2 separate regions of the Homo sapiens genome follow, and region 1 is linked to region 2. A link is a loop called in an ENCODE intact Hi-C map of the cell type or tissue named here. Cell type or tissue: heart left ventricle. All regions are shown on one strand. Links, peaks and the distances in the headings refer to the core of each region. The heading gives the core; the rest is flanking DNA. Region 1 overlaps TMEFF2 (transmembrane protein with EGF like and two follistatin like domains 2). Region 2 overlaps CAVIN2 (caveolae associated protein 2).

Region 1 (17,216 bases), core at 6,247-10,246, 170 kb after region 2:
GTCTGTATGAGCTCTTCCAAACTTACAGATCACTGAACTATTCTTTTCAAGGAACATCTGTAAATTTCTCTCCTGGACGCTTTGGGAATGGCTATACATTGGTAGAACCAATGTTTTTCCATGTATAATTGTCCATGATAATTTCTGTCTTATAGCACATAAAAAATCCATCTACATATTGAAAAACATTAAGATAAAATGTGGAAAATGTTTAAAATATAAATGTTTAAAATATCTTTTTTATTTCCAAATTCTAAGAGATTTCAGATCTCTATATTAACTAATTTTTTAAATTTCATACACATTTATCCTGATGTTAAAGAAAATGAAATTTCAGAAAGAAAGAATAGATGGTAGTATATATTTTAAAAGACAAGAAACAACTCTTTTTGATTGAATATTTACCATAAATCTAGTTATGATTGCTTAATATCTAAATGAAAAGCTCTGCCTAAAAAACTTCACATATCATTATCAACCTATATACTATTTATATATTTTATCCCAAATTTCTATAAAATTTAAGTATCTGTTAAAATTTCAGTTGTATACCCATGAATTATTTCTCACTCTAGAAAAGTTAGATTAGCTAGAGACATTCTTCAAAGTGAAATAATTGTTAAATATGATTTATATTTATATAAAATGCTTTATAATTTTGCATGTCTGAGAAACTACATTTTAGTTTCAAAATAAGTTAAAGAAATTTACTATTAAAAAAACCTATACATACATTTTTAACTTTGCATCTAAATAAAGACAACCTGCATTATTATTTGTAGCTGTCCTTTCTAGCTTTTTAGAGACTAGCAAACTTTTCATTGTTGACTTTTATGAAAATTTAAACAAGAACATTTGCATTTATTATAATATATTGCCAGAAATTGCATTCATTTCCATTGATGCTATTAATTTGATAAATGTTTTGTTATTTGTACTATTTGCACTGTAAAGACAAGCTAATTATATCTTAGTGACATTTTTGACAATTGCTTTAACTCTGGCAAAAACCGTATGTCTTCTTTGCTTCAACAAAAAATTACTCTTGCCTAATGAAAGCTTGAACTAAGCAAGAGAAGGCTAGCACATGTTAGAAGTCTTGCAAGCTTCACTTTGGAATAAGTAGTAAACAACCATTTCCCAGGACTCTCTTTTAATAGAAGAGCTCACATTTTGTAGAAGAAAATATTATGTACCTGCATAATCTGTTCTTGCATAATGCCCATCTTCAGACTTAGTAGTTGTAGTTGTGTTATCTGTGTTAAAAAATTAACAATAAAAATTGATTAACTGCTTCCTAAATATCTAATATCAAACTTATATATTTCCTCCAACAATATCTTCATTGCAATTAAGGAATTTTTACAACTGTAGTTCTAAGCAACCTGCATCATACTAAGACAGATTTACAATGTCAATTTCTGTCTGAGAGCAAATAATAAAATGAAGAGAGCTTTCTAAAGTTTGGGAGAAGAAGAAGATTCACAATTATAACTGAGAAAAATTGGTCAAAGGAGTAACAAAACCTAAGAAAATGCTTGTTTCTGAACAAGAAAGAAAATAGAACATTCTAGTACCTCTTGCTTTTAAAAATGCATTTTAAATATTTGTACTGAATCAATACATAAAAATGAAGTGATTTGCTTTTAGTTTCAAGGATGTCTAATAAATTCTTAGATTCGTTTTAAAAATGTTTTTGAGTTTCTTTTTTCCCTTTGCAAGAAAATTGTCTGCTATCTTGTGAATATTGGCTTCTGTGTTTATGGCATTGTGACAATACAGTTCCATTGTATAGAGACAGATCTGGACGGTTGCTGAGAGCCCCTCAAAATCCTATAATCGACACAAATGCTACAGTAGACTCTACTATCCATTGTAAATAAGCACTGCATTTTGGAAATGGAATAGCTGCCTAATAAGGAGTTTTCTTCACTTTTCATTTTTGCACAAAGACTAAAATCATTCTTTGAAATGAATTTTGGTATGAACATTACCTTGACATCGACCCAAAGACATGACTTCAATTTTCTCCTGTTTCTGACACGATGCTTCTTTGATTTGGCATGCATTATCATAAGATTTCCCATCAGAAGCGCAGAGGGGATTGAAGTTGGTTTGAGAACAGTCAATATTACACACACACCTAAAAAAAGAGAGAAATAAAAACATGTAACATCAATAGTGTTGTTACCACATTATAAATAAAACACAAATGAAAGAATTGCTAAGTTGACAAAATGCAAGTTGGCAAAATTGAATTGTATCCTTCCAGGGAAGTTCCTTCACTTTTCTAACTGAGAAGAAAAGAAACACAGAACTAATGGAAAATAATTCAAACAACTGAGCAATGGATAAAAAATAAAAGGAAAAACTCAAAAATGATCATCAGTTAATTTCTGCCCTGGAACTTTTAAAACATGTACATAAATTTCCATGCTGATATCTGCAGAATATGAATAGGCTGAGGTCATGAAACTCTGCTTTAGAGTTTTCTTAAATTGAATCTTACTCTTCCTTCTTTTCTTGGGATATTTGAATGGTTAAAGCTTGTGGAAAACTGACTCAGAGGACAGTTCAGAGAAAGCAAACAAGTAAATTATTTGGCATGCAATCAGGAGTCGTATTTCTTTGGCATAAATAAGGACGCACATAAAATGTACTAAAAGGACCAATCTTCAATGGTCCTTAACATTTTGGGGGGGCCACAAAACCCTTTGGAAAAATGAAAGCTATAGATCTCTCCCCAGAAATATCCATATTCATATAAACAACCCTTCTGTATAAAATTTCAGGGTTGTCTTGGGCCCCTTTAAGCATATCCTATGAAACCCCTTCCGAGATATACACTACTATTTTTCTACCTCTCATTTTAAATAATAAAATAATAAATACAAGTTGATTGCCACTCATGATGTTAATATTTTTCTATAATCTAAATAAAAATTCAGTGATTTAATGAGAATTAGGTTACCTAAAGAAGAATTAAACATTTTCAAGAAAATTTTATATGATTGTTCCTATATCTTTACACTTCTCTATTTTATTATTCTGAATATTGTGTCTTGTGTGTTTTCTGGTGTATGTGTACAACCATGTTACAGCTTTAGAATATAAACTCATATTTTAAATTTTTATTAATATTTATGTTGTTTTTGTAAATAGATTATATGTTTCTCAAAGTCATGAAGCATACATTTTTACTTCTGTATATTTTACTGAGAGCTAGGCATACAATGGCAAGCAGGTTACTACATGCTAGACTCTCAACATGTATTGCTTTATTTAATCCTCACAACAGCTGTTTTACAGACCAAAGACATTACATAAGGTTAGACACTAGTAAATTGTGGAATAAGGTCCCACTCATAGATTTGTTAAGCTAAAACCCAACCCCCTCTCTCTAATACCACAGACTGTGTTATTAGAATCTCCTGGAGAACTTTTAAGTATACAGATTCATAAGCAGATTTCTGGGCTCCAGTAAATCTAGGGTAGCTTCTAACATTCTATATTCTTAAGTAGTCATCCTGGCACCAGACTCAATTCCTGGGAATCACTGCTTGATCAGTCTGTTGATTGAGAGAGGCTTTGTATACACACCAGTGCATCTCAGAGTGTAGTCCTTAGACCATCTGTGTCAGAATTACCTAGATTGCTGTTTAAAAATGCTGGCAGAAAATGTGCTAATGAACTTACTTATTTATTTATTTATTTTGTAAGAGAATTGCTGTAGGAATGCCTGGTTATTTTTACATTTACCTATTTAGGAACAAATAGCTACAACAGATGGCAACCATCTCTAAACACTTAACTCATTGAGGAGCGGTGTTCCTACCTTAGCTTTGATGTTGCCATGTGATCACAAGCTACTGGAACATGACATTGCTACCTCAGCTGATTCTTGGCATCTGAAAACCTGAGATCAGGAGCTGCCTACATGTTCAAAGAGCTTCTGGTTCTTATAGAGCGGATGTGGATAAGTGACTCTGTAGGCCAAGCCTTAATCATTGTATTAAATAAAAAAGGAGTGAGGAGGTTGACATTTGCATTTTTAAAAAGGTAGTTTCTTTTGCCTTCAAACCAGTTTAGATTCTGACTGTTGTTGTGTTAGACTCTAGGAATTATCTCCTTCAAGGTCTTCTATAAAGTTGTTTGTTAGCAACTGAAAAACAGAAAGGTATGTTCTGTCACTTGTCTACCTAAATGGTAAATTAGATAAGATATTAGGGCTTTGACGGTATATCCAAATTAAGTCCAAAGAAATTTAGAAATGTACACTATATATATATTTTACATTTTTATTAATATTTATGTTTTTGTAAATGTTTTGTAAATAGATTATATATATATACAGTGTACATTTCTAAATGTTTCAGTGAAAAAGTCACATATATATATAGACAGAAAGTAATTGGCAGTTCAGAAACCCATTTGATAGCATGACAAAATGGTGCAAAGGGAATAGAGATGGTGATATAGTTTGTCTGTGTCCCCACCTAAATTTCATCTTGAATTGTAGCTCCCATAATTCCTATGTGTTGTGGGAGCGACCTGGTGGGAGATAATTGAATCATGGGGGCAGGTATTTCCCTTGCTGTTCTCATGATAGTGAATAAGTCTCATGAGATCTGATGGTTTTATAAAGGGAAGTTTCCCTGCACAAGCTCTCTTCTCTTGTCTGCTGCCACACCTTTCACCTTCTGCCATGATTGTGAGGCCTCCCTACCCACGTGGAACTGTGAGTCCATTAAACCTCTTTCTTTTGTAAATTGCCCAGTCTTGGGTATGTCTTTATCAGTAGGGTGAAAACAGACTAATACAGACAGAAAGATAAAATTTGATTGAATTGGACTGGTTAGAATCAGTGTTTCACTGAAAAATTCACTTAAGCTTTAACACCAAATTGAACAATTGTGTGGGATATTTTACAAGATTCTCCAATTGGTGTATTTATTTATTTATTTATTTATTATTTTTCAGTTTGACTAATCTGATTTTGGTCCCACAGCTTTTCTGCTGCTGACATCCTTCCCCCTTTCCTTTCCTAGCATCGCTTGCTCAAGGCCTCCTTTTAAGATTTGTTTCCTCTCAAAATTCCTGGCTCTTGTTGCCTCAAATAAAGCCTTTCATGGAATGGCTAAGAAACAGGTATAGATGGTTGATGTTTTTATTCTCAGCCCAAGAGGAGGACATAGATTCATTCCTTGAGGTGAAAGTTTCCCTGGGATATAAGCTTCAGGAATGCATGGATTATATTGGTCTTTTTCTCAATTGCATATCCTCATCATTAACTTCCATCTTTGCTCCCTACTCTATATACTTGCATATATTAAATAAATGCAAGAGTACATTTTAAAAATACTTCCTGTGACTCTCAGCAATCACTGGAAATTGGAAATCTATGGAGAATATTTTTTTTTTTTTTGTGAATAAGTGGAAGAAACTTCAAAGATTTGCTAAAATGGCTTGAAAACAATAAGCTGGCCGGGCGTGGTGTCTCATGCCTGTAATCCCAGCACCCTGGGAGGCCAAGGTGGGCGGATCACCTGAGTTCAGCAGTTGGAGACCAGCCTGGCCGACACGGTGAAAGGCTGACTCTACTAAAAATACAAAAAGTAGTCAGATGTGCTGTTGGGCACCTGTAATCCCAGCTACTCAGGAGGCTGAGGCAGGAGAATCACTTGAACGGGGGAGGCGGAGGTTGCGGTGAGCTGAGATCCCACCACTACACTCCAGCCTGGGCAACAGAGTGGGACTCTGTTTCAAAAACAAAACAAAACAAAACACAAAAACGATGAAGCTTGGGGAAAAGGAAATGTTGTGACTGGATTACCAAGGACCTACCATTTCTATGTTTCCAAAAGACCAATAAACTCTGATTACATAATCATTATTTACTATATTCCATGTATATATGTCTATTAAGCTTATTCAGTCAGAAAAACATGCAGGATTCCAAGACCATGGTCTGAAACTCTAAGTCCATCTTGATCTCTATTTGCAGTGATTGAATTATCTTTGCAATCCCCAACCCGCCCAATATCTTGCACACATGAAACTTTCAATAACTACATGTTGGATAGCTAAATGAAATGAATGAATACACTAACAATTTTACATTCTTAAAGAAAGGTTGCTATTCTAAAAGTTACTATTACTATGCCCATCTTACAGATAAGAAAATTGAGACTTGGAGAAGTCTCACAGCTTGAAAATCGAAGAGCCTAAATTCAAATTTAGGCAGTCTGATGTCAGAGCCTGCCCTGTTCTACATACTGAAAGTACAAAGAAAGACAGACCCAAACTCCTATCACAGACCCAAATTCCTATCACTCTCTGATTAAAGGAATCCTTTGAGTAAATAGGATTTGAAAACCAAGGCTATGTCTACTCTTGGAATATGTCATGATTTTATGAATTTAAATCATATTGACTCTTGGTCCTTGTCTTCTCAAACAAGCAATCCAGACTTTTTGTGCATCACTGGGATATATCAGTGAATGTTAGTTTTAAGACATTGCAAATTAAAACCTGGTTTTAGAATTAGTAACTAATTTTATGGGCATTAGATTAACCTGACTATCTAAAGCATCAGTTGCTCAAAATATTTTATCCTTAAATAAAATGCTATATAAAGATCCACATGAAAACTAATATTTACACGCAAATACACATACACACAAACACACAAATGTATAGCTCAATGAACTCTACTGAAATTACAAAATTAGAGAGTTTTAGCATTAATTTTTTTCCAGGTGTCTGCTTCAAAACTTTCAAAGAGGAATTTGGGGAAGTTTACATTCATGGGGTAGAGGTGGTTTTGTGTGTTTATATGAGTGAAAAAATTTGTGTGTGTGTGTGGGGGGGGGGCTCACACTCACCTCCATGGTGCATTTACTGCATTGGTAATGCACCTGTTTACTTGTTTATACCTCTACTTTTCTGCAACCTTCTCAAGGGCAAGGTGTTTTACTTACCTTTGACATCCTGGTACCTAGTACAGTGCATTACAAACATCTTCAATAAATGGTTGTTGAATAAATTACTGAGAATGGCAGATGGTGTTGAAAGAGTTGAAAATATTCATTGTGCTATATATTAACACCTAGGAGAGATAACTTTGTGCTACTTGGCAGATGTGGGGTCTCCAAAGGAGAGGGGGTTCCTGAAGAACTAAGGCTCACTGTCCTCCTTTTATTTGTGTTTCCACAGACAAAGGAAACAGGAAACAAACAGTTAGTAATCTTGATGGCATCAAAGTCCAACTGGGGCAAGAAAATGTTTTCACCAGGCAGGCTACTACTTCTCATTTGTGGTATTTGGGTACAGTTTCAGGCACCAATATAATTTGAACATGATAGCAACTTGTCAGTTTATTGCTACATTAAACCACTGAAAAACATAAGGCTCTGATAAAAAGGTGACAGAAGAGCCAGGTTCAGTGGTGTATGCCTGTAGTCCCAGCCACTCAGGAGGCTGAGGCAGAAAGATCACTTGAGGTCAGGAATTTGAGAGCAACCTGGGCAAAATAGTGAGACCCCGTCTCTAAATAAATAATTAAAAATACGTTTTGAAGATTAAAAAAGAAAAAGAAAAAAGGTAGCAATTATCATATAATGTAATGGTGAAACTGCAGGTCACTTTACCAACTTATGTAAATTAATCAAGGGTTTTTCTTTCTGCAGAAATGAAAAGCACACGTTTTTGAAAACAGAAACTATCCCTTCACTGCTTTTGGCAAATAATTGCATTATTATTCATTCTGAGAGGAGTAACTAGTTAATTATAGCATGTCACAAGTATTTTATGTGAGCCAAAGATTTGTAAGGCTGAGGACTGCACGAATGCCTTTAAGGTTTTTTGTGTTTTCTTTTCTTTTCTTCTTCGTTTTTTCAACCTATCTCAGTCTTTTGACATTTTGACACTGCGATTACATAGATCTCTTTTCTTCTAGGCTACAAAGAAAAAGAATCAGCCTTACTCGAAAATAATAATTTCAGGGGTCTGTATGTGGTAATACTACCCTCTGAAAATCCTTCAAAGAAAATTAACATTGACTGAAAACCTTAGCTCTCTGAATTATAAGATAGAAGAGAAATAGGAAATAATTTTTAAAGACCACTTGATGGAGTAAGGAACTTAAATTATAGCAGTAAAAGGTAGCATTTGAGACAACTCACATACATTTGTAACTATCTCATCAATATTTTCGGGGGGTTTGACATTAATTTAATTCCCTGCCTCACTTGAAATGGCTCTTCCAAGGATGATCTGCAATGAGTTAAATAAGCTTCTCTGTGTATTTAGAAGTGCCTTGTCATCTGCCAGAGTGTGAGAATGCAGAACCTGGCAGCTAGCAAATTACATATTCATGTGTCTGGTTTGTGGCTGCCCTCTAATTTCACTAGATTTTGTTTCATCTATTAAACATGGCTGTCACTTATTCCTCTCCCAAGGTCTTTGACTTGGTGTCCATTCCGTATTTTGACCATACAATATTCCTAGTTAGTTTCAAAGCACCCAACTATACCGCAGTGAGGCTGGCTTTCTGGTTGTTTCGGACCTTAACTGTGGTTTTTTTGTTTCTCTTGAGGGTGTCTGTCTCTGGGGCCATTACGCAGACCCTCTCTGGCCTGGCCAGTAAATAAGGTCAGAGCTGCTGTCTGTGATCCCTGTCAGATCTGTAATGGATGAACTGCATTATATTAATAACAGTAAAAACAGTGTGTACCTTTCATTCAAGATGCTTATGATACTTTAAGCCCATTTACTCATTAACTCTCACATCACTCCTTTTGATGGAACTTGATTATAAGTATTTTATCTGTAAGGAAACTGCAGTGCAGGAATGACTGTGAGTTGTGAGAGAAAATGAGGTAAGAGATGTGAAAATGCATTGAAAAATTAAACCCTGTATTCAAAGGGTAGAAAAGCATTAACTGACTGGTAAGGCTAATAAGTCTCCCATGTCATTACTCAGGTCTCAGGTGACTTTTTTTTTTTTTTTTAACTTATAGTGGGCAATCCTTTTAGTTTTGAAATCTAGGAGGAATGAATAATGCCCTTCTCCAGAAACATTACCCAGGACTGCACTCAGGTTTTCCAGGGTGGCCAGGCTCATCTTGCACGTGGAAAAAGCTTAGTTGCCATTAGTATCGATCTCTTTATAAGGATGCAAAACATAGAAGTTGGCCCATTACATGGGGAAGGTCTTGGGAATACTGGTCCTCACTGATCAGAAATAGACTAGGACAACAAATAGCCAATCAGAGGAAAACTGAGCTGCGAAACTCTTGCCCTGGGTGGTCCCAGGACTTCCAAAAAACGGAATCACATTTTGAAGAGAGGGAACTATTGCTGGGAAAGAGACTGATGGCCACATATTGAAATAATGTCTAATTATAATAAAGACAGATGGAGAATGTGACTACAGGTTGGAACTTGGTATTAGACCTCTATTTAATGAGGCTTATTTACTAGCTGGATGGCACTGGGCTACTTCACTTTCCCAAGCTTTAGAATCCTCACCTGTGAAAATGGAGATAATGACTCAAGACTGTAGTCACTAAATGCATATCAACTGCTTAACAAAGTTTCTGAGAAGTTGTAATCAAATACATACTGTCCATCATTAACTTCTGGCTTTCAAATCCTGGATTTCAAATTCTGGATGCAGATCAAAATCTTCTGTGGCATACTTAAAAAAACCAGATGACTGGGTTGCAACTCAGAGATTCTCATTTAGGAGGTCTGGTGTGAGGCCTAGGTAGTCGCTGTTGTCAAAAATGCTACGGGTGATTCTGATGTGCAGACATGGTGAGTTGGAGTTATATTAGATACTCTTTCTCACCCTCTAAGACTAAGAGATTTTCCAGATTTACTGTATATAAGATTTATTGTGACAAATTTTGGTGCAATAATATCTGGAGGGGCATTCAGAAATCAGTATCTTAAAGCAAGTTAGCTCTTTCTGTGGGAGAAGGTTTGCATCCCCTATTGAGAAATCTCAGCTACTCTGACTCCAGCCACATCTTTTTTCCCTTTCCTATTCATTCCATTTTAAGAAATTTAATATTCTTGTTTAATGTACACTATTCAGTGACATGCTTTAAAAGGCTTTATTCATATGGCACATACTCCATGCAATGTGTTTGGTGTCAGATGAGAGGGACAGGTGATTAAACACACTGATCTAAAAAACATCAGTGGCAAAGCTGTCAGCAGAATTAATTTGCCAAGTAAAACCAAGACCAAGTGGCAGAAAAGGGGGTGAAATTATCATGAGGTTCCCCTGTGTCTGGCGCCTTGCTCCTACTTCCTTAAGACTCTTTTGTTTAATGCTCATAAGATAGGGAGGAGGAGGTGGAAAGTGAACTGTCTGGAAAGAAGAGTAGGATTTAGATGAAGAAGAGTGGTGGAGAGAATGCCTGGGGAAATGTATGGAGGAAGACAGTATACAGTGTGCTGGGAGGATCACAGATCAGTCTGATTAGAATGAACTCTTCCCATCCAATGTGGCTGAACACAACGCTCTAGACAGATTGCAAAGGGCCTCAATTCCAGTCCAAGGAGTGACCTTTATCTTCTGGGGAATGAGGAGGCCTGAAAGGTTTTTGAGCACAGTGTGATGAGAAGGTCAACATGATGAAAGCGGTGCTTTAGAAAGATGGCGCTAGCAGTAGAGTGCAGGCAGAGGGACTAGTTCCCAGGCTACTGCTGTTAGGTATAGAGACAAGGAAGGAAAGCCCCAGAGTGAGGCATTCACTATATGGAAGAAAAGGAAGAATCATTAGGGTTTGGTGGCTCGCTACTTAAGGCATATTGTAGTGAAGCACTAAGGCAAAAATGTCACCCCATGTCCTTCCTGCTCTACTCTTTCCTGCTTTTTTCCTGATCTGTACTACGTTCCAAACTAGAAACTTATTATAGGAGCTGCCAAGCTCAGGGAGGGAGGCAGCTGTGTGTGTGACTCAGGAAAGCTTTCTTTCCTCATAGGGAGAGTTTTCTGCCCTCACTATTGGGACAGAAGCAAACAGGCTTCTATCACAACAGTGACAGCATGCAAGCACCCTTAACTACAGCTGAAGGAGAATAATGCCTTGTATTAATGTATACTCTGCCTGGTTCCAGGGTTGATTTAAAATGACTGAAACAAAACCACAGGGGCAGCAGAGACTTATTAACGCCCACTGTGTTAGTGAGCAAACAAGGCTCCTTTCGAGGCAGAAGTTGCTCCCACGTCCCTCTTCAGTGCATATGATAGATGGAAGCAGGATTTAATTCTCCATCCATTGTCATAGGTCACGATTGCCTTTTCCTCAGGATTATTCTTTCTTTTTAGAAGTAGCTGCATTTACATCTTAAAATACTCAAAGCAAACAATTCTTCCTCATGTACGTTTTTAAAAGTATCTTGAAGCAAAATTCCTCATTAGCATCATGTGTATGTGCTTGCTCATTAAGCTGGAAAACATATTCAATAACCAAGGGTAACTTCATGATCACAGAGAAGTGCGGTCGCTCCGACTGGATGGGTCTTTATACACACCTGAGTCAGGAAGCATGAAAACCCCAGAATAAAAAGTTGGAAGGAAAAACAATACAATAAAGTTACTTAAAAAAATCACTTTTGAATCATGTGGTAGACTAGATTCCCACTTGCTGCATTCTGTCATTATCATATTGAACGTTTAAGCACATTCCCAAGCGCCAGGATTCCCACACCCACTTTAGTGATCGGGGTGGCTTCATGTTTGTGTTTTACCAACTGGCCCTCTGTTATGCTTTCACTTGACAAAAGGCTTTTAGGAGTAAATGTGTATGAACATCATTACAGTTTAGATTTCCCACGAAACTGCAATTTCACATCATGCCCTTGGATTTTATCCATGAAAGATAAGAAACAACAGACAAATTACAGCTTTGCATTCTGGTAAAGTTGCTAGTTTGAAAATAATTGGCCACTACATTGTTCAGGTGGCTTTTATTTGTTTGGCTTATGTTTGTTTATCTTATTGTAAGAACACTCATGATAATTATTTTCAGAGAACACAAGGTAGTCCTACCTGGTGATATGGCACATCTCCTTTTATTAGATAATCGAGTCAGTTATAAGATCTTTTGTATTTTCCTTTGGTCTTGGCTCTCAGGGAGCTCAGAGATAAGCAGTGAGTAAGTGTGTGTGATTGTGCGTGTGTGTATATAAAATGAAGGACAGGTGGTATATGAAAACAACAAATCCTCAATTTCACAAGTTTCAATAGATTTTTTCATCTTATGATATAAAGGTAGGAAAATAAGGTGACATTTGTGCACTTGCAACAAATCATCATGGAATTAATTCTTAGTGTTTTTGTAACATGTTATTTCCCAATTGATGTTTGCTAAAGATTATACTGCTATAATTGAGTATAAAAATAAAGTACTAATGAAATCATGCTGGTATTAACTCTTCATAATTAGAACTGATACCAAATGTTTATCCTTCATGATTATATCAATCTTTTACTTACTGATTTTGGGGTCAATTTACTTTAAATTTACTTTAAAAAATAATATTTAATACATATTATACCATGCTATAATAAATATCATATTTGAATGAAGACAAATATAATAGAAATATTTATAGGAGTACTGTACTTGAAACCTGGAAAGAGAAGACGGGAAATATGATTAAGGTAGGAGAACACCTTAATTTTATCTGTAATATTATGGTTCTTAAGATCAAAAGCAAATATGCTAAATGTTTGCATCTGTTCAAATTAGGTGGTAGAGCACAAGTATTATATTACTTTTAATATTTTCAAAACACTGTACTTTATCATTTAAAATAAAAATATTAGTTTTGACATTTTGCTTAAAAATGTTTAAATTATCAACCTTGGTAAATAGTTTTTGCATGATTTTGATCAGGAAAGTTTATTTCTAAGTTGTTTAAACAAACTTTGAAAAAGAAATATGTGCATGGAGACATTCCACTGGACCAAGATAATGTTTCTTTGTAAACAACTATTTGAGTTTGTGTCTGTATAAAAGCGACTTTCAAGCAGAGTTTATCATATGAAGGGAATCATCTCTCTCTTTGTCCTCATCTTATGTGTTTGTCCACTAAAATGTTAAACTCAAAAACACATGGTGGCATTTTAGTTTACAGGCTCAAACCAGCCGTTCCTCACTGACTTCCTGCAGTATTGCCGGTGAGTTCTGATTGCTCCGAGAGAGGACTGTGTGGTCAGAAATAGTTGTGAGCTATTCTGAAACTCTTGCGATGAAGGACTTTAAGTAGAAATATTTCAACATTTTGCCTTGAAATAAAAATGCTTCTGAGTTTCTCAAAAATATTAAGCTTTAAAAAGTAAGAAAGGAAAGGATCTGTGAGTACCCTCCTAGAGTGAACCCCAGGTAAGGTCCTCTGGTCAAAGGTGTTTGGAGGTCTGCAGCTATTACTGCCACTTTTTTTTCCCCCCACTGAGGCATATACCTTTTAGTTTACCATAGATCTCATTTAATTCAATTGAATCACATAAGTGTAGCTGAGCACCTACTTGGTACCAGGTACTAGGCTGAACATCAGAGACAAAGATGATGCTTGTGATTACGGTTGGCAACAGAGATCACAACAGAAGGAGGAAAACAAATATTCATAAAACAGAGTCATCAGAGCTTGGGCTTGTTAGCATGAAAATGTATTTTGCTATCACTGAGCAGTAATAACTACTTACACCTGGCGGGTACAAAAAAGCTTTCACGGAGGATGTGATGCTTAAGCTGGAACTTGGAAAAGGAGTAGAATTTCAGCAGGTGGTCTCCCTGGTGCCTTCTAACAAGAGGACATGTAAATCCTTTCTCCACTGAGGATTTCCCCCTAACAGTGTCATTCTCATCCCAGATAAGTCAAGTAACTCAGAATTGTATTTTAACCTAAATCTATCATTCACTCAAAAGCATTTTTTAGGTACTGATAATGGGCTGAATTCCTCATTGCAAGATTCATGGGTCTATGTATTTTTCACTAAACTGTGTGAAGAAAACGGGTTGGAGATTAAGTGACTATAGCTACAGATAAAGAAGGAACAAAGAACCTAGGAGCATCCACCCCAGGAAGGAAGCATTCCCCAATGATAAAGAGCATAGTTGGAACCCTGGACACTTACAAATCACTGAATAATTTACTGATTGGAAGGACATTAAAGAAATGCTGAAAAATCAAACAGGAATCCTCATTAATCCATTCATTCACTCAACCATTCTATGTGGAGTGGCTACTCTGTGCAAAACACTGTGCTAGGGGTCAGGGAAGGCAGAGGAACTTGCTAAATTCACGTAGCAAAGGATCCAGCAGAGAAGAATCAGCAAAGACTGCAAGGGTGGTAGGAAGACAAGAATGAGCTGGATAAACAATTGATATTATTCTTAAGCCTGAGTGTACAAAATGGTTTTGCTCTTGGCTTCATCTCAGAAGACTTTTTAAGCTGCATAAACAAATGTAGACTTTTCTTTCAATAATAGTAAGTGGATGCTACAGGAATATAATATGTTTTTTTAAATGGGTGTTTTGAATTACTTCTAAGAGGAAATATCATTTTTATGAAACCAACAAGCTATTGACAAACATTAGACTTATCAGTTATTACCTGAAATTTGGCAGTATTTTAATTACTGTAATTTGTTTGGTCAATGTATATATTATATATAGTGTGTAAGAGAGATCTGATTCATCTTTACCCAGTCTAGTCATCCATTTTATACATTGTCAGTCTTCTATTTTAAGCAAGCTCAGTTATAAACTCTAAATTCAAAATATTTTTTATTTTTACATATTATCTTTTTTTTTTGAGACAGCGTCTCGCTCTGTCATCCAGGCTGGAGTGCAGTGGCGCAGTCTCCGCTTACTGCAAGCTCTGCCTCCCAAGTTCTCGCCATTCTCCTGCCTCAGCCTCTCGAGTAGCTGGGACTATAGGCGCCCACGACCTCGCCCGGCCCACCACCAGGCCCGGCTAATTTTTTGTATTTTTAGTAGAGACCAGGGTTCACTGTGTTAGCCAGGATGGTCTCAATCTCCTGACCTCGTGATCCACCCGCCTCGGCCTCCCAAAGTGCTGGGATTACAGGCGTGAGCCACTGCGCCTGGCCTACATATTATCTTTTATCTTGTTTTCAAAATAAATATCTTTAAGTGTCACACTATATATGGACATAGCATAAAACATAAATTCTGTTTAAATAAGTTAGCTTATAGTTGATTACAATTTAAAATCACTGGGTGATAACTTTTGTTGTGTCTCTGAATAGTATGTGTTCTATACCTTTGTCACTGACATAAGGTCTACTGAGACTTGACAGTTATCAGGCAGGCAGATTTGGAGCATGCTTAGATAGATTATCATCACACACATATCAAGGTACAATGGGACCTGGGCCAACAAACCATGCAGGATACTTTCATTATTCATCCAAATGTTGTATTAGCTAGGGGCCCCTTCACAGGAGTTGAAGTTTAAGCTTATGTTTTCCTTGATAAAATGCTAGCCCCTAAATAAATGAACTAGTTTGTTCTCTAATTTAGGATTTTTTTTCCTAATCGGCAAAAGTACTTTTAAAATGTAAAGTTCTAATCAAAAGTAACAGAATATAATTAAAAATATGTAAAATATTTAGAAAGAAATGTGATGACTTTAACTTTGTATCATACTCATAGATTACAGAGTCACTTGGATCACAAAATACTCATTATAATGTTAGGAAAAATTACCAGTATATAAATTGGAATACAAAGGTATAGAAAAATTAGTAAAAATGTATACAAATTAAAAATACTCCTCCTTGATTATAGAAAAACCTAGAGGCTAGTCCACAATTAGGATACTAAGATGCTCAGGATATAAAAAACAGCAAAAGATAAGTCCATATGTATAAATTACCAGGGAAATAAGAGAGTTTCTGAATTGCTCTCCCATTTCTACTTGCCTTTCCTCAAGTCAGTTCATGCTGCAGCTAGGGCAATGCCTTTAAAATGTAAATGAGAATCAGTCCCTTGCTCAAAATCTAGCAAAGGCTTCCTTCCCCTGGACCTTAGAATAAAACTTGTAGTCCTTACCGTGGTTCATGAGGCCCTGTGTGATCCGGCTCTTGACTACCTATGCCATTTTATTTCTGATCAATCTTATACACTCTTTCCGTGCTCCAACCACACTAGACTTTTACTGCTCCTCCAACATGCCACATGCTTCTGCCACCAGCACTTTTCACTTGCTGTTCCCTCTGCCTGGAATGTCCTAATCTCAGATACTTGCATGGCTCAAATATTACTTTTCTAACAAACCTACCCTGAGTGCCCTATCTAACACAGCACCTATTTCCTCTCTGAATCATGGTATATTACATACTTTTTTTTTTTTTTTGAGACAGTCTCGCTCTATCCCCCAGGCTGTAGCGCAGTGGCACAATCTCACTGCACTGTAACCTCCGCCTCCTGGGTTCAAGCGATTCTCATGCCTCAGCCTCCAAGTAGCTGGAATTACAGGCGCCCACCACCATGCCCAGCTAATTTTTCTATTTTTAGTAGAGACAGGGTTTCGCTATGTTGACCAGGCTAGTCTCAAACTCCTGACCTCAGGCGATCCGCCCGCCTTGGCCTCCCAAAGTGCTGGGATTTACAGGCATGAACCACTGCACCTGGCCCATACTTGATTTTTTTAATTGTCTGTTTTCTTCACTAGAATGTACACTTACACATAGAAAGTGACCTTGTCTGCTTTGTTCAGTGTTGTACTCTTCACAACTAGAACAATGGTTGATGCAAAATAGGCACTCAATAAATATTTGTTGAAAAAATGAATAAGTAAATGAATACATTCTGAATTTAAAATATGCTTATATTTCAGTGATCTAGACATAAAGTTTAGATTCAAATTACATGTTAATTAGATCAATGCATATTGTTTTGCTCCAATTATCAAAAAGTATTAGTTCATTTATACATATGATAAATATTTGTTAATTTTTGTTAAATGACTAGCTCATAGTGGATGTGCAATAGATATTTGTTGAATAAATGGAGTACCTACCATGTACAGGTTATTAGACATTTTGGTATTTAATTACCAAACAATGGTCCAAATAGTCCTATTAGGTAGAACAGGTTATTTTAAACATGATGATGAATTTTGTGCCCTAATGATCAGTCTTCAGTAATCAATGTGAACGGTAAAG
Region 2 (4,000 bases), core at 1-4,000:
CTCCTTGGGTCTCAGTTTCTTCCAGATATGAACAAGAGATTTGACCTAGATTAGCAGCTTTCATACTGCACTCCCAGGGGTACCAGGGGCTCTGCTGGAATGCCAGAGGGGGGCAAAGCTCCAGACCCCCCTGCCACCTCTCCTGCAACCAGAGCCTCAGGATTGCCTGATTATATCTAAGGCTGTTCAGTAAACTTTCAGTTTGAAAAATAACTGGATTTAGTGGATTTTAAAGTCTACCTGGGACTTAAACGTCATGCAAAGTTTATGTTAATGGCAAGAACTTCCCTTCTTGTTTTGTAATTTTGATTGACCGAAAAGATGAAAACATGCTTTAAGAGTGTCACTTTATATTTGATACAAAGACTAAATAAAGTTTAGATATTATACAGAAACTTAAAAAAACCCTCTCCTTGTTAACAACTGAATGGTAGAATTATGATATTCCTTGAAAAATACAACCCTGTGTCTCCCCTTATACACACTATACAGAGTCCTTTCCATAAATTGGTTAGAAACAAAGGGTAATGTCTTGTGTCGACGCAAAAAGCAGAAAAGTCCAATTAAATAGAATTCCTCGTTAGAGTGACGATATCATATATTGTGTTTCCCAAAACTCTCTCCACACTCTGCCATTTTGAATGTCATGGTTAAGTGTCCAGGCCATAGTAAAAGACAAAGTAAAAAAATAAATAAAAGGAGCATGGGACTGCCACAGGTTATTTATAACATGGCCTTTTACAAGCACTGCTTTCCCGTGTTTCAAGTTGCGGTTGCCTCTAGTTCCCCGGAGTGTACTCCCCATGAGGGCAGGGATTTTTGTCTCTTGTCCATGCTGTGTCCCAGCACCTAGAGCTCAACAGCTGCTTGTTAAATGAGTGCATGTTGGGTGAGGTGGCTTTCTAAGAACGCCCTGAGAGTGGCTGGAATGGAGATTGCCCCTCTTTTGGGCAGGCTTGAGGACTATAAAAGAACAAGTTCAGCTCTGTGTCTAGAAGGAAGTTTGCTGACTGCTGGTGCCATTGGGAAATCAAGAGAACCTAAGTCCCAATGGGGACAATGATCTCCATTTTTAAGGAAGGATTTTCTTTGCAGTGGATGGGTGTTACTAAAAGAGGGTTAGACAACTGAAATAGCTAAGGCTTGGATGCTTAGTCTAGAAGCAAAATTACTTCTGGGGTTTGACAAGAGGGTTGAGAAGGTTTGACAGGAGTTGCTTACAGGAAAGGAAGAAACCAAGAGATCAGTGAAATGTCATTAAAAGTCCTCAGTGAGGAAAGCAGAAATTCAGGCAGAAAACTGTAAAAATAATCCTTGGCTACCAGAGAAGAGGTACATTTTGCATAGTATAATCTCTCAGGGTAATCAAAGGTAGTAAGTTGTATAACTTCCCTTTATTTAATCCCAACAAAAGGTAGGCATATTAACTGAACTTCTAAAGGAATTAAACTAATAATATTACAGTTTTTCCTTAAATATACATTTTATTATTACAAAAGCATAGTTGCTGTTGAGTTTTAGACTCTTTCGATTCTTTTATCATGTATCTTTTGAGGACAGCTTTGAGGAAAGTTATTATAAGGTGAATCATATATGATCTGTGGTAGATACACACTGTGTATATGAATGGGTATTGGGGGAAGGTAGGAAACCCAATTGAACTCTTTTGTAAAATGCCAGGGAAATTATATGAGAGCTTTTTTGATGCCAGCTATAAAAATAAACCCAGCAGGAACAGAGATAATCCAGAATGAGTTGGATGTGTCTTTATGCAACTGGAAACAAGTGAGATATGTCTTCTTGGCTAACTGCTATGCTTCTGCTGTCATTTTAATTACACAAACAGGATTTAATGTTCTGTATATTGAACAGTGTTTATTTTGTGGCTTCTGATGGCATCTACTCTGAAGGTAAGCCCTTTCTTTTCACACAAAAATCTGTGAATGTCCAAGCACATGTAGCTCTTACCTTTCCATAATGTTTGTTTGGAAGCAGAAAAATACTGATACTTTTCAAAATTTCTGTTCTATAGTAAAACATGTGAGTGGTGTTTGACAGTGAAGTAACTCTTATGGTGGTGGAAACTCAGTCTAAACTTAAGATAATGGATGCTGGATAACTGCCCTCTCCTGAGGTGCCTAATCTCACCTGCACACGTGCCCTGTGCTCAAGCTCCCCCACACACCTCGTGGAAACACTTGATATTTCATATGCCTATAAGCAAGGTGACACTTCTGCCTTCAGCCTCCTGTTGTAGTGTTTCTGATTTGCTTTCTCTTACAGGTTGCAAGACTGATGACGATTTCAAGAGAGAAGATCAAGTACACATCCTCAATTCTGTCACTGCTTCCCTGCCCTAGTTACTTCTAGGTCTACTTAGGGTTCGTAGCTCCTGAAAATGGCACTAGGAATCCCTTGTGGGCTGCACTGCTTCCTTTGGTAGTTCTGCCCAGTAGAGGCCCCAAGAGAGCTGATTATTTACCCTTTGTTTTCAAAAAGGTCCTCAGCTCCCCTGATGCAGGTGTTCCCGGTTCTGACCTTTCACGAGAACCCTTAGGAGTTTTTCAAAGGAAGGGGAATAAAACAGCACACTTCAAACATATATGACTGATATGCTCACAGCATAAAAATGAATGGAAAGAACTGAAAAAGTAGCATTTCTCCTTGTACTTTAACTTGTTTGCTGTTCATATCGATCCTAGTGAACTAATAGTCCTATTTGTATCAACACAGACAAACTTGCTAACATGCTGGACACTTCTTGGTTTGAAGCTCATGGAAGCAAATCTTCTGTGTACATATCTAAATACCTAGATATGCACACCTTAACAGAAAAGAAGACTCTATGACTCTCCTTAGAAAGGAAATCATGGTAAGTCATTTAAAAGCTTGAATAAGGAGAGAAAAAACAACAGTTTGCTTTCCTGTCACTAACTCATCATTCCTGTTGGCAGAAGAAAATAACAAAGGATGTCATATTCCCACTGGGATGCAGTAGAATCCTGGAGGGATATGAAGACCATAAATTTGTGTCCATGGAATATTTTATCCAATAATCTCTAAATACTAGTTACTAAAATGAAACTGTGCCCACCTGACATTCTGATTTATAGGTCTCTTTTACACATTGATGGTTTTCTCCGATTTGTGTTTCTGAGGTATGGATTGCCAAGTGGATACAGTCATTGATTAGAACTGCACCCCTAAGGCAGCTGTCGGTGGAATCAGCAAGTCATAAGAATAAAATGCATTAGTTATAATCCCTGAGCAGTCTTTCACATTCTGGAGGATTTAAAAGTTTCATTATTTTTCAGTGTTATCAAGGGTTCAATTCTTTTTTAAGACACACTGGTTAGGTGTTCTTTGTTACAAATAAACACAAAACAAAACCAAACAAAAAAACCAAAGCACACTGAATTATTTAAAAGCTGATGTAGAAAACCCAGTAAACATGAACTTTACCAAGGTGGGATTATAGTGTTTGTTTTTACTCATTTTGCAATTCAATTCTATAATCTCTATTATTAATAATAAAATGAAACCTTGCTAGTCACTGTTTCTCAGGGCCTCTGTTTCTTTGACACAAAACGAAGTTAAACTGAACAATTATTAAGGTGCTTTCCAGCTCTAACATGTTTGATTCTGTGATGTTAACATAAACCCCACAAAAAGAATTAACAAATTACAGAGTTGATTCCATAGTGTACTGATACCAAATGTGTTTTGTTTTATGTAAGAATCAAAACTCTAGGACCTGAGTTGCATTGGAGAACATTTTTCATTCATTCAATTCAAATAGATATAGATTACAAAGCAGTGGAAGGGGCAGCATTTACTTGGAAGGGCTGCATCTGAAGGAGTCTAGTTTTTTTTTACATAAGAGTATGCAATGATTCTTTCTAAAAAATACCAGCAATAATCAGTTATTCACTTAAAGTGCCTGGGACAGTGCTCACATTCACTAAATGTAAATAATAACAATAAGAACTAATATTTTGTT

Evidence for each region. Peaks named below come from ENCODE experiments on the same cell type or tissue, not always from the same donor. Only the 100,000 strongest peaks of a DNase experiment are listed, where the experiment ranks them.
Region 1: a loop joins it to region 2, with 2.3 times the contacts of the local background. A loop is called at or near these places in 3 of 110 quality-filtered maps.

What each region holds. Positions count from the first base shown.
Region 1 is chr2:191,997,066-192,014,281 of GRCh38, forward strand. TMEFF2 (transmembrane protein with EGF like and two follistatin like domains 2) reads right to left here. Exons shown (of 10, transcript NM_016192.4): 6 at 1,995-2,143; 7 at 1,197-1,256. All of the region lies in intron 1 of CAVIN2-AS1 (CAVIN2 and TMEFF2 antisense RNA 1), which reads left to right. Among named protein-coding and RNA genes, the nearest start is that of CAVIN2, 160 kb to the left of the region's middle. RefSeq lists a silencer at 5,458-5,710. In heart left ventricle, for the core only: no CTCF peak of the experiment used is centred there; no DNase peak of the experiment used is centred there.
Region 2 is chr2:191,837,911-191,841,910 of GRCh38, forward strand. All of the region lies in intron 1 of CAVIN2 (caveolae associated protein 2), which reads right to left. Among named protein-coding and RNA genes, the nearest start is that of CAVIN2-AS1, 6.6 kb to the right of the region's middle. In heart left ventricle, for the core only: a CTCF peak has its summit at 2,437; no DNase peak of the experiment used is centred there; H3K4me3 peaks cover 2,190 bases; H3K27ac peaks cover 3,177 bases.